Linked DNA regions of Homo sapiens: region 1 is linked to region 2. A link is an interaction called in ENCODE POLR2A ChIA-PET data of the cell type or tissue named here. Cell type or tissue: B cell. All regions are shown on one strand. Each heading gives the region's core, and the rest is flanking DNA. Links, peaks and the distances in the headings are about the cores only.

Region 1 (5,381 bases), core at 62-5,061, 180 kb after region 2:
TTTTTTTTTTTTTTTTTTTTGAGGCGAAGTCTTGCTCTGCCACCCAGGCTGGAGTGCAGTGGTGCTATCTCGGCTCACTGCAAGCTCCGCCTCCTGGGTTCACACCATTCTCCTGCCTCAGCCTCCTGAGTAGCTGGGACTACAGGTGCCCACCACCACGCCCGGCTAATTTTTTGTATTTTTAGTAGAGATGGGGTTTCACCGTGTTAGCCAGGATGGTCTCGATCTCCTGACCTCGTGATCTGCCCGCCTCGGCCTCCCAAAGTGCTGGGATTACAGGCGTGAGCCACCGCACCCAGCCTCATTTTTTTTTTTTTTTTTTTTTTTTTAAGATGGAGTCTAGCTTTGTCACCCAGGCTGGAGTGTAGTAGCATGATCTCGGCTCACTGCAACCTCTGCCTCTTGGGTTCAAGCGATTCTCTTGCCTCAGCCTCCTGAGTAGTTGGGATTACAGGTGCCACCACGCCTGGCTAATTTTTGTATTTTTAGTGGAGACGGGGTTTCACCATGTTGACTAGGCTGGTCTCGAACTCCCGGTGTCAGGTGATCCACCTGCCTCGGCCTCCCAAAGTGCTGGGATTACAGGCGTGAGCTACCATGCCTGGCCAGTTTACTTTTTATAGCTTTAATTTATTTGAAAAGAACTTTTTATTACTATTTATAAATGCAAAAGCAGTATCACTCATAGTAGAGAGAAGGTAATGATAACAAAGAAGTGGTATGAAAATCAAACAATGATGTGATATTCTTTCCATATCTTGTTCAGGACAAGAGCTCCGAAGCCTGAGCCTGCTCTCACTTTGTTATAACGGGAGATTAACAAGTGCTTGACAGATGTTAAAGACAGGGTGGAACCAAACTAGACTTTTTCTGCAATATTCTTGAAACACCATATTATCATGATTATATGATAATCACACCATACTTTATGAAACTACATGAGGGAAATAAAACCGATGAATAATTTTTAAACATTCCTTACCATGGGAAATTTCTTTCTTTCTTTCTTTCTTTCTTTTTTTTTTTTTTGAGACAGGGTCTCACTCCATTACCCAGGCTGGAGTGCAGTGGTGATCTTGGCTCATTGCAACTTCTGCCTCCCAGGTTCAAGCGATTCTCCTGTCTCAGCCTCCTGAGTAGCTGAGATTACAGGCATGTGCCACCACACCCAGCTAATTTTTGTATTTTTAGTAGAGTCGGTGTTTCGCCATGTGGGCCGGGCTTGTCTCAAACTCCTGACCTCGGGTGGTCCACCCGCCTCGGCCTCCCAAAGTGCTGGGATTACAGGTATGAGCACCGTTCCTGGCCTGTAATGGAAAATTTCAGACACACACATATAAACATCATGAAGATAGTACCATAAACCCCTGGGTATGCATTACGCAGCTTTAACAACTACCAACCCTCTGCCATTCTTACTACATCTCCTACCCCTTACACATACCCTACTTCCTTTTCTTGATGGTCTTGTTGGAATATCTTTTTTTTTTTTTTTTTTTTTTGAGACAGGGTCTCACTCCGTCGCTGGAGTGCAGTGGCATGATCAGGGCTCACTGAAGCATTGAGCTTCTGGGCTCAAGCCATCCTCCCACCTCAGCCTCCAGAGTAGCTGGGACCACAGGCACGTGCCACTGTGCTTGGCTAATTTTTTAAATTTTTTGTAGAGACAGGGTCTTGCTATATTGCCCAGGCTGGTCTCAAACTCCTGGCCTCTAGCGATCCTCCAGCTTCGGCCTCCCAAAGTGCTAGGATTATAGGCATGAGCTACCATGCCCAGCCTGGAATATCTTTAAATAAATTCCAGACATCATAACACTGTAATACATATTTCTTTTTTTTTTTTTTTTGAGACAGAGTCTCACTTTGTCACCAGGCTGGAGCGCAGTGGTGTGACCTTGGCTCACTGCAACCTCCACCTCCTGGGTTCAAGTGATTCTCCTGCCTCAGCCTCCCAAGTAGCTGGGACTACAGGTGCGCACCACCACACCCACCTAATTTTTGTATTTTTAGTAGAGACGGGGTTTTGCCATGTTGGCCAGGATGGTCTCGATCTCTTGACCTCATGATCTGCCCGCCTCGGCCTCCCAAAGTGTTGGGATTATAGGCGTGAGCCACCGCACCCGGAATGCAATATGTATTTCTAACAATAAACGCATTAGAAAATATTCACAATACCATTATCATACTTAAAGAATTAACACTTCCTAAGCCGGGCGCTGTGGCTCACGCCTGTAATCCCAGCACTTTGGGAGGCTGAGAGCGGGTGGATCACCTGAGGTCGAGAGTTCAAGACCAGCCTGACCAACATGGAGAAACACCGTCTCTACTAAAAATACAAAATTAGCCAGGCATGGTGGCACATGCCTGTAATCCCAGCTACTCGGGAGGCTGAGGCAGGAGAATCGCTTGAACCTGGGAGGTGGAGGTTGCAGTGAGCCAAGATCGCACCATTGCACTCCAGCCTAGGCAACAAGAGCGAAACTCCGTCAAAAAAATAAATAAATAAAATTAAAAAACCACACTTCCTTGTTACCATCTAATATTCTATGTTCAATTTGCCCTAATGACTACAAAAATGAGGTTTTGCAGTTGGTCTGTTGAAGTCAGGATCTGAGCAAGGGCACACATTGCATTGATTGATATATACTTAGTCTCTTTCTACCCTGTGGGGGATTAATTGCCAAAAAATGGTCTCTTTCTGTATTCACGTCCTTCGCAAGGTGAAGGCGGCTTCTCTTGTTGAGGAGGAGTCTATTTTCAACCTTTGAATCTGGGCTTGGTCAGGTGACTTGCTTGGGCCAATAGAATGCAGCAGAAGTAAAAGTGAGTGCCGTCTCGGTCCCAGCCTTGATGCCTCTACGTGATTCTACATGCTTCTTGGACCCCTGCCTCAGCAAGGAGAGCAAGCCCAGGCAGCCTGCTGTGGGACAAGAGACTGTGGGCAGAAGAGCTGTGCCAGGTGAGGCTGTTCTAGGCCAGCCCATCTTCTGACCCGCCAGCTGACCACAGAACATGAGATCAGCCCAGCCCAGCTCAGCTGAACCTGGCCCAGACCAAAAGAGCCACAGCTTCTTGTGTAATAATAATTGTTATTTTAAAATCACTAAATTTGGCCAGGCGCAGTGGCTCACGCCTGTAATCCCAGCACTTTGGGAGGTCCAGGTGGTTGGATCACTTGAGCCCAGGAGTTCAGACCAGCCTGGGCAACAGGAAGAAACCCTGTGTCTACTAAAAATAGAAAAATTAGCTGGGTATGGTGGTGTGCGCCTGTGGTCTCCACTACTCAGGAGGCTGAGATGGGAGGGTCACCTGAGCCTGGGACTGGAGGTTGCCATGAGTCGAGATCTCACCATTGCACTCCAGCCTGGGCCACAGAGTGAGAACCTGTCTCAAAAAAATAAATAAATAAATAAATAAAAATAAAAAAATAGGCCAGGCGCAGTGGCTCACACCTGTAATCCCAGCACTTTGGGAGGCCAAGGTGGGCAGATCGCCTGAGGTAGGGAGTTCCAGACCAGCCTGACCAACATGGAGAAACCCTGTCTCTACTAAAAATAAAATTAGCCAGGCATGGTGGCACATGCCTCTAATCCCAGCTACTCGGGAGGCTGAGGCAGGAGAATCGCTTGAACCCTGGAGGCGGAGGTTGAGGTGAGCCGAGATTGTGTCATTGCACTCCAGCCTGGGCAACAAGAGCGAGACTCAGTCTCAAAATAAATAAAAAATAAATAAATCACTAAATTCTAGTGTAATTTATTATATAGTATTATTGTGGACAATAGATAACTGATACAAATCTACAAATTTCTTCCTGTTTTTTAAAATGTCATTTACTTGCTGAAGACCCTGGAGCCTTGTCCTTCCGTTTCCGACATTCTAGATTTTTGCTAATTACATTCCAGGTGTTATTTACTGTTAGCCTCCATATTCCTTGTAAATGGGTAGTTAATCTACAGGCTGGATTAGAGTCACATGGGGCAAGAACACTTTATAGAGATTCTTGTTCGCATCACATTAGGAAGCTCTCAATGTTTGGTTATCCCACTTGGAGTGATGTCAGGTTTGGTCAGTGGGTTCAGTGAATAATTTTAGACAAGGTTGGGACACCCAGGGGAGACTTCCTGGAGGAGTCAGGTTTGAGTTGAGCCTCTTTTTTAAAATGAATTTTATGTATTTATTTTTAAGACAGGGTCTTTTAAGACAGGATCTCTGCTCCGAGTTGAGCCTCTTTGAAAGATGGGTGGGATTTAGATAGGCAGAGAGAAGGAGGACACATCCAATGTGGGGAGGGAGGGGTGGATGGCATGAGTCAGAGAGTGTTTTGAAAATGCAGAGCAATAACCAGCAATAACCTTCTATCAGCTTCCTTTATTATCCTCTGGTATAGAGGTCAGGGCAGGAACCAGATTTTATCTCAGGTTGTAATTCTAATGGGTTGGTAATGGGTACATGGAATACTTTGTTGAGATACATTGTGAAACCACATTCTTGCTCAGTGGGAAACTTGCTGTAATTGACTGGTGGTGTCTGTCACAGATCTAGGAAGCCTTGGTGGTGGTACAATTGCTATGAATCTGCTCCAGATCAATGCCTCTGCTCCCGCCTCGGGGTCTTTGACATGGAAGCCCATAAGGAAATGAGGGCTGAAAGGGATATCTAACATGGACTGTGGCAGACCTTAGCAACATTCATTCACTTTTTTTTTTTTGAGGTGTAGTCTCACTCTGTCACCCAGACTGGAGCGCAGTGGCATGATCTCAGCTCGCTGCAACCTCCACCTCCCCAGTTCAAGCAATTCTCCTGCCTCAGCCTCCCAAGTAGCTGGGATTACAGGTGTGTGCCACCATGCAAAGCTAATTTTTGTATTTTTAGTAGAGAGGAGTTTTCACCATGTTGGCCAGGCTGGTCTAGAATTCCTGAGCTCAAGTGATCTACCCGCCTTGGCCTCCCAAAGTGCTGGGATTACTGGCATGAGGCACTGTGCCCAGCTGCTCCATTTCCTTTTAAGGAGAGCCCTGTTCCAGCTGCTGAAAGTGGTGTCCTCAGAGAGCATCCAGGTGTCAGGTCCTTGGGCTGAGCCCCTGCCTCACCTGCAGAAGGCCACCTTGCCCAAGGTCACATAAATTTCCTGGGATGTCCCACGTCTAGTAATTTTGATTAGGGGATATACAAAGGTCTGGCCATCTTGGCCCAATCTAGACAATTCTGAACAGCCATCTTAACTTCCTGTTTCCTGGTGGGGTTGGTAAATATGGTGTTGCACCTGCATTTCAGGTCAACTTCTCTCCCTACCCACTCCTGCTTCCTCTCTGCTCCTTCCCCAGGAGGTGATCTCAAGGGGGCTTCTTCAAATATCCCCTAAACACTAAATTCTATCTTAG
Region 2 (5,381 bases), core at 236-5,235:
AAAAAGTTTTAAATGCCAAGCTTTTTCTTTTTTAAAAAGAGATGAGGATCTCACTATGTTGCCAGACTGGCCTCGAACTCCTAACCTCAAGTGAGCCTTGCATCTTAACCTCCTGAGTAGTTGGTAATACAGGTGCATGCTACTGTGACTGGCCCAAATGCAAAATATTTCAACACAGAATAAACTAAATAAAAATGGATTCAGCCAGCTGTGGTGACTCATGCCCAGCACTTTGGGAGGCTGAGGCAGGTGGATCATCTGAGGTAAGGAGTTTGAGACCAGCCTGGCCAACATGGTGAAACCCTGTCTCTAATAAAAATACAAAAATTAGCCAGGCATGGCAGTGCACACCTGTAGTCCCAGCTACTCGGGAGGCTGAGGCAGGAGAATCACCTGAACCCAAGAGGCAGAGGTTGCAGTGACCCGAGATCGTGCCACTGCACTCCAGCCTGGGAGAGTGAGGCTACATCTCAAAAAAAAGGATTCAATTTTTTTTTTTTTTTTGAGATGGAGTCTCACTCTGTCACCAGGCTTGAGTGCAGTGGCGCGATCTCGGGTCACTGCAACCTCTGCCTCTTGGGTTCAAGCGATGTTCGTGCCTCAGCCTCCCTAGTAGCTGGGATTACAGGCACCCACCACCACGCCCAGCTAATTTTTGTATTTTTAGTGGAGATGGGGTTTTACCATCTTGGCCAGGCTGGTCCCCATCTCCTGACCTTGTGATCCGCCTACCTCGGCCTCCCAAAGTGCTGGGATTACAGGTGTGAGCCACCGTGCCCAGCCGGATTCAATTCTAATATGCTTTCTTTTTTCTTTCTTTCTTTCTTTTTTTTTTTGTGAGACAGAGTCTTGCTCTGTTGCCCAGGCTAGAGTGCAGTGGCGCGATCTTGGCTCACTGCCAGCTCTGCCTCCTGGGTTCATGCCATTCTCCCGCCTCAGCCTCCCAAGTAGCTGGGACGTCATGCTTTCATAAATATCCTCCACGTAACTGTTAACATAGTACAGTACAAGCATCTGACAGTTTTAAAATAATTTTGCTAAGATTGTGTGCTTATGTCTTGTAACTTTGTATTATTATTTTTTTAATTTTCAGGGGCGACAGCCAGTTTTGTAGTCAAAAAGCAGTCATCTATTCATTGAATTTTACAGCAAACCCACCTCAAAGAGTATTTGAACTTGTTGACCAGATTAATCCATCTATTTTCTGCATTCATATTACAAACTGTAAGTATTTGACATTGATATATTTTGTGAAGCTCTGGAAAATTTTTCTCAAAGTTATGGAAAAATGTGTCAGATTTATTTTATAATTATGATTATGGTTTTTTTGAGACAGAGTCTTGCTCTGTCACCCAGGCTGGCGTGCAGTGGCGCAATCTCGGCTCACTGAAACCTCCACCTCCCAGATTCAAGTGATTCTCCTGCCTCAGCCTACTGAGTAGCTGGGATTACAGGTGCCTGCCACCATGCCTGGATAATTTTTGTGTGTGCGTGGTTTTTTTTTTTTTTTTTTTTTTTTGAGACGGAGTTTCGCTCTTGTTGCCCAGGCTGGAGTGCAACGGCTCAATCTCGGCTCATCACAAATCCTCTGCCTCTTGGGTTCAAGTGAGTCTCCTGCCTCAGCCTCCCAAGTAGCTGGGATTACAGGCATGGGCCACCATGCCTGGCCAGTTTTGTATTTTTAGTAGAGACGGGGTTTCTCCATGTTGGTCAGGCTGGTCTTGAACTCCCGACCTCAGGTGATCCACCTGCCTTGGCCTCCCAACGTGCTGGGATTACAGGTGTGAGCCACTGTGCCCAGCCCTATTATTACTATTTTTTCTTTCTTTCTTTTTTTTTTTTTTTTTGAGGCAGAGTCTCACTCTGTTGCCCAGGTTGGAAAGCAGTGGCACGTTCTCAGCTCACTGCAACCTCTGCCTCCCGGGTTCAAGTGATTCTCCTGCCTCAGCCTCCCGAGTAGCTGAGATTACAGGTACCTGCCACCACACCCAGCTAATTTTTTATTTTTAGTAGAGACAGGGTTTCACCATGTTGGCGAGGCTGGTCTCAAACTCCTGACCTTAAATGATCCTCCTGCCTCGGCCTCTCAAAATGCCGAGATTACAGGTGTGAGCTGCCTTGTCCAGCCCTCAGTTAGATTTAAAGCAATTATTCTGTTTTGCTATATGTATAGTGTATATCTTTAGAGACCATTTCACAGGTAATAGGAAGTAACTTTATAGACCTGTGGGCATGCACATTTTCTTTAAAAGTAATTATGATTGTGTAGTTGTCTTTCGAAACCGTATACTTATCTTAAAAGTGTTTATAATATGCAGACATACATAGGAATCTAGGTTTCTATATATACATGTGTTTTTTTAACTTTATTTCCTCCTGGTTTAATGGTTGAAAATCAGGCTCAGCTTTGAACATTACCTGTGGTTTCTATTTCCTTTTTTCTTTTATTTTTACTAAGAATATTTGCATGAAAACAGGATCTTTATTTTTATCTGAGCATTTAGCTCAAATATATGTCTAGATCCAAAGTACATGTACATGTAAAATGTTATCAGGATATCAAAGATCAGAGACACGTTTATGCTTTTATTTGTCAAATTCTGTCATATTTTCAGAATATCTTTATAGATTTTGGTTTTGTTCTCTTGTGATTGAAAACAGGCAGATGCTCTGTGTGATTTGTAATCTGAAGTGATAACTGGCCAGTGACTGTCAGGTTCTCTGTCGTAACACCAGCCCAGTGAACATGCCAGCCTGCTTCCTTCTCTCTCTTCTGTACACAGCACATTTTACTCCAGGACTTTCACGGTGGCTGTGTGAGAGTAGAAGTCGGATTCTTTCATTCCCATAGCCATCCGGAGAGAGCTTCTCCTTACAGGTTGATACAGCAAACTCATCAGTCCAGGGGCTAGAGAAATAGACGGATTATTATTGGCTTCTGTTGTGCTGTTTACTTGTAAGTGCTACAAACTATTACTTCCCCATTATTAGAAGAAGCAGGCTGAGTCTGGAGGTCCTGTTTGTTTAATAAGCTTTAAAAAATCCTGGGAGAAGTGAATATGGAAAAATACACTTTTTTTTTTTTTTTTTGAGATGAAGTCTCACTGTGTCACCCAGGCTGGAGTGCAGTGGCGCTATCTCAGCTCACTGCAACCTCTGCCTGCTGGGTTTCAGCGATTCTCCTGCCTCAGCCTCCCGAGTAGCTGGGATTACAGGTGCACACCACCATGACTGGCTAATTTTTGTATTTTTAGTAGAGACAGGATTTCACCGTGTTGGCCAGGCTGGTCTCAAACTCCTGACCTCAGGCAGTCCGCCCGCCTTGGCCTCCCAAAGTGTTGAGATTACAGGCGTGAGCCCATGCGCCCAGCCAAGACACTATTTGTTTTTTACATCAGCCTTGATGCTATTAAAAACTTTCCAAAACCTTTATATAGGTCATACATATTATACATATATTTTATACCGATTTAAAATACTGTTTTTTTTAAAAAACAGATAAACCTGCATTATCCTTTATTAATCCAGAAGTACCTGATGAAAACAATTTTGATACATTGATGAAAACATCTGATGGTTTTACATTGAATGCTGAATCATATGTTTCCTTCACAACCAAACTGGATATTCCTACTGCTGCTAAATATGAGGTGAGCCTGAACTTGATTGATTCTTTTCATCCCATCACAAATATCTTTCCTTGTAAGTTAATTTTCAAGGTTACCAGGAAAACTGGGTTCCTTGAGACAGAGTTGATATTATAGACTAAAAAACTTAATGTTCATGCCTACAAATCAAAGATCATGAAAATTAAAACTGAATATTTGAAGATGGATTAAAGACTTAAATGTAAGACCTAAAACCATACAAACCCTAGAAGAAAACCCAGGCAATACCATTCAGGACATAGACATGGGCAAAGACATCATGAGTAAAACAACCAAAAGCAATGGCAACAAAAGCCAAAATTGACAAATGGGATCTAATTAAACTAAAGAGCTTCTGCACAGCAAAAGAAACTATCATCAGAGTGAACGTGTGACCTACAGAATGGGAAAAAATTTTTGCAATCTATCCATATGACAAAGGGCTAATATCCAGAATCTACAAGGAACTTAAATAAATTTACAAGAAAAAAACAACCCCATCAAAAAGTGGGTGAAGGATATGAATAGACACTTTTCAAAAGAAGACATTTAAGTGGCCAACGAACCTATGAAAAAAGGCTCATCATCACTGGTCATTAGAGAAATGCAAATCAAAACTGCAATCAGATACCATCTCACGCCAGTTAGAATGACGATTATTAAGAAGTCAGGAAACAACAGGTGCTGGAGAGGATATGGAGAAATAGGAACGCTTTTACACTGTTGGGTGGGAGTGTAAATTATTTCAACCATTGTGGAAGACAGTGCGGCGATTCCTCAAGGATCTAGAACCTAAAATACCATTTGACCCAGCAATTCCATTACTGAGTATATACCCAAAGGATTATAAATCATTCTATAAAGACACACGCACACGTATGTTTATTGCAGCACTATTCACAATAGCAAAGACTTGGAACCAACCCAAATGTCCATCAGTGATAGACTGGGTGAAGAAAATGTGGCACATACACAACATGGAATGCTAAGCAGCCATAAAAAAGGATGAGTTCATGTCCTTTGTAGGAAACCATCATTCTCAGCAAACTAACATGGAACAGAAAACCAAACATCGCATGTTCTCACTCATAAGTGGGAGTTGAACAATGAGAACACATGGACACAGGGAGGGGAACATCACACACAGGGGCCTGTCAGAGGGTGGTGGGCTAGGGGAGGGGATAGCATTAGGAGAAACACCTAATGTAGATGATGGGTTGATGAGTGCAGTAAACCACCATGGCACGTGTATACCTACGTAACAAACCTGCATGTTCTGCACCCGTTATCCCAGAACTTAAAATATAATAATAAAAATAAAACTGAATATTTGAATTCTGAATAGAGGATTTAAGGTTGTTTATTCTGTGATAAACTTGTATTTTGTCTCTTCAGAGTTCTTTGTTCTCCTCAACCTTAAAAGATGCAGCAAAATGCTTGAGGCATGTTGCTGAGATCATGGAGTAGATTGGTTGGTTGTCTGGTCATCTTCTCAAAATTGTATTTAGTTTTACAGATTTTGGAAGATGTGTGCTGTTTTATGTCTATTCAGTAGTACACCTTTAAATGGGACACATATTAACTGAATGAACCTTAACTCTTTTGGAAGCATCTTTTTAAAAGCAAAGTATAAAAGCAACATGTACTAGTTCTAAAAGTTCAACATATAGAGGCATATAAGTTGAAAGATCCCTGTATCCATTAATATTCATACTGCAAATCACTTTGAAGAGA

Evidence for each region. Peaks named below come from ENCODE experiments on the same cell type or tissue, not always from the same donor. Only the 100,000 strongest peaks of a DNase experiment are listed, where the experiment ranks them.
Region 1: POLR2A ChIA-PET joins it to region 2 with 7 read pairs; 5 of 35 experiments call an interaction of 5 or more read pairs at or near these places.

The regions. Positions count from the first base shown.
Region 1 is chr12:110,804,966-110,810,346 of GRCh38, forward strand. No RefSeq gene overlaps it. Among named protein-coding and RNA genes, the nearest start is that of CCDC63, 39 kb to the right of the region's middle. RefSeq lists a cis regulatory region at 2,654-2,917 and an enhancer at 4,228-4,729. In B cell, for the core only: no CTCF peak of the experiment used is centred there; no DNase peak of the experiment used is centred there.
Region 2 is chr12:110,625,269-110,630,649 of GRCh38, forward strand. It overlaps TCTN1 (tectonic family member 1), which reads left to right. Exons shown (of 15, transcript NM_001082538.3): 3 at 1,094-1,224; 4 at 3,499-3,650. It also overlaps the pseudogene RN7SL387P. Among named protein-coding and RNA genes, the nearest start is that of TCTN1, 14 kb to the left of the region's middle. In B cell, for the core only: no CTCF peak of the experiment used is centred there; DNase peaks (open chromatin) are centred at 1,028 and 2,613; H3K4me3 peaks cover 1,439 bases; H3K27ac peaks cover 4,920 bases.